2 separate regions of the Homo sapiens genome follow, and region 1 is linked to region 2. A link is a loop called in an ENCODE intact Hi-C map of the cell type or tissue named here. Cell type or tissue: chondrocyte. All regions are shown on one strand. Each heading gives the region's core, and the rest is flanking DNA. Links, peaks and the distances in the headings are about the cores only. Region 1 has its middle 14 kb from the start of TLR1. Region 2 has its middle 14 kb from the start of TLR10.

Region 1 (2,919 bases), core at 227-2,726, 50 kb after region 2:
ATGCACACACACATAGCATCATACTACGTATACTGTTTGTAATATGCTTTTCTTAACCTATAATCGATCATAAATATCTTTTCATGTCAGTAATTATCCATTTACAATTTCATGATTATTGGCTGGATAATATTCCTTTTTATTTATAATGCAATTTTTAATATTTTAGTTTATAATGCATTTTACCAATCTTCTGTTGTTGGACATTTAAATTGCTTCCAATTTTCACAATTAGAAACAATTCTGCAATAAGCAGCAATGTTTCCTTGGGATGTGTATGAACAATTACTTTTATTTTTATTTATTTATTTTTTTTGAGATGGAGTTTCGCTCTTGCTCCCCAAGCTGGAGTGCAATGGCATGATCTCGGCTCACCACAACCTCCACCTCCCAGGTTCAAGAGATTCTCCTGCCTCAGCTTCCTGAATAGCTAGGATTACAGGCACGCACCACCACGCCCGGCTAATTTTGTATTTTTAGTAGAGACAGGTTTTCTCCATGTTGGTCGGGCTGGTCTCGAACTCCCGACCTCAGGTGATCCACCCACCTCGACCTCCCAAAGTGCTGGGAATACAGGCATGAGCCACTGTGCCTGGCTGAACAATTATTTTTTTAATATATATTCTATAAAGTGGACTTTTTGAACCAATAGACATAAACCCATACCACTATTCTTTGCCTTTTTTTCTATTACTATAGATGAAATGTCTTTTTTATTAATTATTTAACCCAAATTTAGGATACTTTTTTTAGATTGCTCATCTGCCATATAATTCAATAGCCTATCAACAATGTGGTTTCTCTTCTCATCTGTTGGTTGTACTGATTACATAATAAGGTGTTGACTGGAACTTGTCCTATGACTTGGGTCCAAAACTGAAGACAAAGAAGTATTATGTACCACATTCTATACAAAGCTGCTAGCAACTGAAGCATGTCCCCCGGGGCATTCTAAGAAGCAGTAGAACCAGATAGCACTGTCCACAGCATCGCCTCACCCTACCTTCCCCCATTCACCTGAGAATGCTGGGGAGGGTGACAAGAGAGTCAGCAGCACCAGGAGATGAGTGTTAATGATGTAAGCCTGCAAGCTCTTCTCCCTATGCAAGAGATGACATCTCTTTCTCAAGCCAAGTGAAGGGGAAATAACAGTAAAATTACTCTTAGACACGGGACAGGCAGATCAGGCATTTCTTTCCTCAAGAGGATTCTTGTTTTGATGCAGCAATGTGTAGGATCACCCTCTGAGGTTGATCCCCCTGCCCATCTGAGCAGTATTAGAGAACATTACACGTGCCCCCTGGGGGTTCAGGAGTGTAAATTAGTAGAGCGACTGGTGTCTACTCTGTTGGAGATTTCCATTGGACCAACCCTTGCCAACTGGCAATTAGAGACTGTGGTATCAGGTACCTGGGAAAGGGGGTGTATCTCCACCTCAGCATCCCATGGGCCACACACACACAAAAAGGCACAGGAGGGCTTCATCAGCTCCTGTGGCTCCATGCAAGGGAGAATGGAGGCCATAGGATAAGACCAGAGCTATAGGAAACAGAGACATCTGGTCATCCTGAGCCCTTGAATGATTTTGTGGAATAGAGACAGCTTACCTATTCTAGACCTCTTAGCTATACTTTTTTCTATTATATGAGAAAGAAATAAACCTCAATCTTATTTAAGCCTCTGTATTTGAGGTCTCCCAGTCCTGCAGCTTAGACTGTACCTTAATCGACACAATTATAGAAAAGGATATCTGCCTTCTTACCACTCATCCTTGATCTCCACTTCAGGGAGCTAGATCTGGGAGAGGGAGGGGCAAGAAGAGTGTATCTCAGATAAACCATGCCTACCTCCAAAATATATGCCAAGGTTGAGCTACAGACCTAGCCTGTGACATGCAGAAAGAAGATGAGTTTTAGATGAAGATGGAGATTTAGAATTTTAAACTAGATTGGAGTATCAGTATCTCAAAAGGACTGCAGAAGTATTAAATCTGCTCAAGATATCACTAAGGAGTGACAAGAGGGGAATTTCAGAATCCAGTTGATGGAATGACTGAGAAAAATAAACACTACTTCACATTTGGACTAGATGATGTTGAGATTCCTCATAAACTAACCGTAATTGAAACTCTCAGAAAGTCCCTGTGGTTTTAGAAATCCCCTCAGGTCTTTTACTCCCTGTAGTTTAGTCTCATTCCTTTCTAATCAAACCAGTCCCCAGAAACCTAGACAGAAATACCTCCTCCTTTCCCCATATTTGTGGTCTCATTCTCTTTAAAACTCCCACACTCTCACCGTTTATATCCCGGGTCTCCATCCACTGTCTCTTTCCTGTGCTCTTACACCCATCCACTCTATTCTCTTTGCCTATTACTCCTTTCTTTGTACCTCTGACTTTCCAAGCAGCTTCTTTTAGAGTCTTCACTCTTTCCAGGATAACATTTCTTTTCTGCTGCCACACTCAACTGAGTCTCCAGGGCATCAGAGCTGGTCATGCCAACTCCAGAGGACTGGGTTGAATAGTGTCCTCCACCCAACCTCCAAACATTTATGTCCATTTATTTCAGATTTATTCTGAAATCTCAGAATGTGACCTCATTGAAAAAAGAGTCTTTGTAGATCTAATTAAGTTAAGGACCAAGATGTGATGGCATCAGATTAAGGAGGCTCCTAAATCCAACTAGAGTGTCCTTGTAAGAGACAGGAAAAAAAAGACAGAGACTTGGAGGAGAACACCATGTGAAGACACAGGCACAGATTATTGATTATTTAACCCAAATTTGGGATACATTTTTTTAGATTGCGCATCTGCCATGTATGTCAATAGCCTACCAATAATTTTGGTTTCTCTTCTCATCTGTTGGTTCTACTGATTACGTAATAGGGTGTTGACTGGAACTTTTCTTATGACTTGGGTCCA
Region 2 (2,919 bases), core at 98-2,597:
GAAGGGGGCAGCCTTGGCAACAGAGGCCCTGCTGGACTTCAGAGGAGCAGAGGAGGCCAATCAACAAAGAAAATAAAATCAACACAGAAAGAAAATCCCTGGGGAGTGGACCTGTGCCAGGCACTGTTCTAGGCAGAGATAGAGACAATATCTGTGAGCAAAACAGAAAAAAATTTCTGCTCTAAAAGAGTTTGCATTCTAGTGGGGGAAGACAGGGAATCAGCAGGATAAAGAGAAAACTTAGAAGTAAACTTAGAAGATGGCAAATGCTATGGAGAAATAAAAAGCAAGGAAGGTGGACAAAGAGTGCTGCCATTTTCTACTAGGTCATCCAGGAAGTCTTCAACGGAAATGGGATTGGAGCAAAGATTTGAAGGGCAAAAAGAATACTGAAATAAACGTCTTGGGGAAAATGTGAATTGATTTAGAGTTCACTCCACTGGCTTTTCATTAAGTATTTCAAAATAATGACTAGAATGTGCATGTGTTGTTAGAGTATTAATAGTTACCCTTGAGGCTGCTTGGACACCACTAACAAGACAGATTCTGAAGACAAGAATCTCATTGTGAAGAGGCAGACATGGGCTGCTGTCGGGAGTTGTGCTAGCCAGGATCCCCCACCCAGCTTCCCTAACCATAATCCTGAACACCCCTACTGTTGGCTGCAACTTTGTCCTTGAACATCCAGAACGCAGTGTTGTCCAGCAGCTCAGAGCCCCCATCTGTGAAGGAGGGCAGTGTCTCAGCAGCTGGCTGTTGAATAGATGTACAGGTGTAGGCCACTTCCAGACCCACAGTCAGGAGTTTTTCATTGTGCTTGTCCCCTGGCAGGACTTCAGGATGCACTACCAGACCCACTCCCTATCTCAAGTGGGTCCTCAAGGAGCCCTGTCCAGGGTTAAAAGGATCAATGGCAGCAGCAAGTCATGGGTCACAGCACACCAGGTGGAAAATTGAGCTCAGGGACCAAGGTATGTATCCCCAGCAGGATGCTGGTGATTAAGTTGCCTTTGAAACCTCCAGGGGAGAACAGGCTCCCCATTATTCCCCATCCTTTACATAGAGAACATTTTCTGGCTCCTAGACCAGGGGTGGCTGATCTGAGGAGCAGCCCCCATTGCAAGTTACCGATGGCAAAAGAATGTTTTTTTCGGGGATAGAATCAGGTGGCAAATACAGGATGCTTTGGCCATGGAGGAAGACTGCAGAGAAAGCCTAGACCTCAAATGACTTTGGGGAATATAGACGGGATAATCAAAGTGCCCCATCCAGGGCTCTGTTCTTGAGAATTGCAATAGAAGGAATGAGAGAATAAAAATCAAATGCAAAAAGTAAAGGCCACTTGGTTGTGGATTGGAAGGAAAAACATTAGGAGTTAAAAGACTATGACCTTGGGCTTGGGTGGGCCATTTAAAATTCTAAAGCCTCAATTTCCCCATTTGAAAGTGAGAGTTATACTTGACAATCTCCAAATTCTCACCCACTTTTAATATGCCTAGTCTATGCTTCTCTTGAATGGTTCATCATAATAGATAAAGGAGTGAACTTTGGGGAACATTTGCCAAAATTTAGATGTAAAATTCCTTCTTCCCACTAATCTGTTGGGAATTCAAGGACTGCAATTCCATTTCAGTACAGCTCTCTTTGCCACATTTGCTGAGAGAATACAGACCATTCTCAACAACTCAACTGTTGACGTCCAGAAAGGATTGCAATTTATCTGTAGAGATGCTAAGAGATTGTGAAAGCCCCCTGAGGAATACACAGACAGACTTCACTTAAGAGTTCAGTTTCCTCGGGGAAAAAAATGAAACAAGCTCCAGGTTGACAAATGGCAAGGAAATAAAAAGGAACTTACAAGCTCCAGAGTCATTTTTAAAACATGATCGGAGTTCATGACACCGGCTGCTGTTACAGCATTCAGCCTGGGTATGCTCACTTCCGCATCAATGTCATGATTCAGAACAGTGGGTCTTTGTTGAAATCTGAAATTTCTTGGGTAAAAGTATATCATCAGGTTTGTATGAGGCTAGGTGTTACTTGTATTTCAAGCCTCAAAAGCAAATAACGTTCAACTCATGTAAAATTTATTTTTTCTGATTGTAATTCATAACAGTCAAAACCAAGCATATTAGGAAATGTTGGATGGTATTTAAGTTTCTGAGACAGGAACAGCAAAATGATTTGATAGGTAAGATTTAAGGATTGTCCAGCTGTGAAGTTGCTGAGAGCTCAGCCTAATGTGTTATTTTTAAACTTGTAATAAAACACATCTGTTTTGTAAATGGTATTGCTAAACTGAGGGTTCTAGCATGAAATAACTAAATCCTGGTGACTTTAGGGCTAATCTTACATTCTTCGTGTGTTCCAAGTTAATTAATTAAATGTGAATTAAAGCTGGATTAATTAATCAAAGGTGAATTCATTAAATAATTAAAGGTGAATTCATTAACTAATTAAAGGTGAAAGTCTCATTCTGAATAATTTACTCAAGATTTACCAACCCTTGTGCAGAATCGGTCTCACTCCTCCAGAAGCCAAGAATCACATTTACATCAGTGTCCTGCCCAGGAAGGCACCTTCCCCATGCTTTGTCTCCATTCCACTGTGGTTTCCTTGGGTTTCCCCTTCTGCCAGACAGACCATGGGCTCACCAGGGAAGAGAAAGAGAGATGCTCAGCCCCCAAGCTGCTAGACTCTAGCTCCTCAACTCCAGCTACTGGCTAAATGGTAGCATGGCCTGGCTTCTAGATTGACACCCAGTGCCCTCCCTGTACTCTCGGGTTGGCCTTCTTGAGTACAATTTTTAAAATAATCACTAGCATGAGGAATTCATAAGATACAAACTATAAGAAAATGAATTAGATGCAGAATCCGGTTTTAACTTGTTTAGGAGATTAGTCTTAGTAGATGGTGTGA

Evidence for each region. Hi-C counts contacts between places; a loop is a spot of excess contacts. Peaks named below come from ENCODE experiments on the same cell type or tissue, not always from the same donor. Only the 100,000 strongest peaks of a DNase experiment are listed, where the experiment ranks them.
Region 1: a loop joins it to region 2, with 4 times the contacts of the local background. A loop is called at or near these places in 31 of 110 quality-filtered maps.

Annotation. Positions count from the first base shown.
Region 1 is chr4:38,817,594-38,820,512 of GRCh38, forward strand. No RefSeq gene overlaps it. Among named protein-coding and RNA genes, the nearest start is that of TLR1, 14 kb to the left of the region's middle. RefSeq lists enhancers at 795-844, 865-974, 2,020-2,139. In chondrocyte, for the core only: no CTCF peak of the experiment used is centred there; no DNase peak of the experiment used is centred there.
Region 2 is chr4:38,767,388-38,770,306 of GRCh38, forward strand. No RefSeq gene overlaps it. Among named protein-coding and RNA genes, the nearest start is that of TLR10, 14 kb to the right of the region's middle. In chondrocyte, for the core only: no CTCF peak of the experiment used is centred there; no DNase peak of the experiment used is centred there.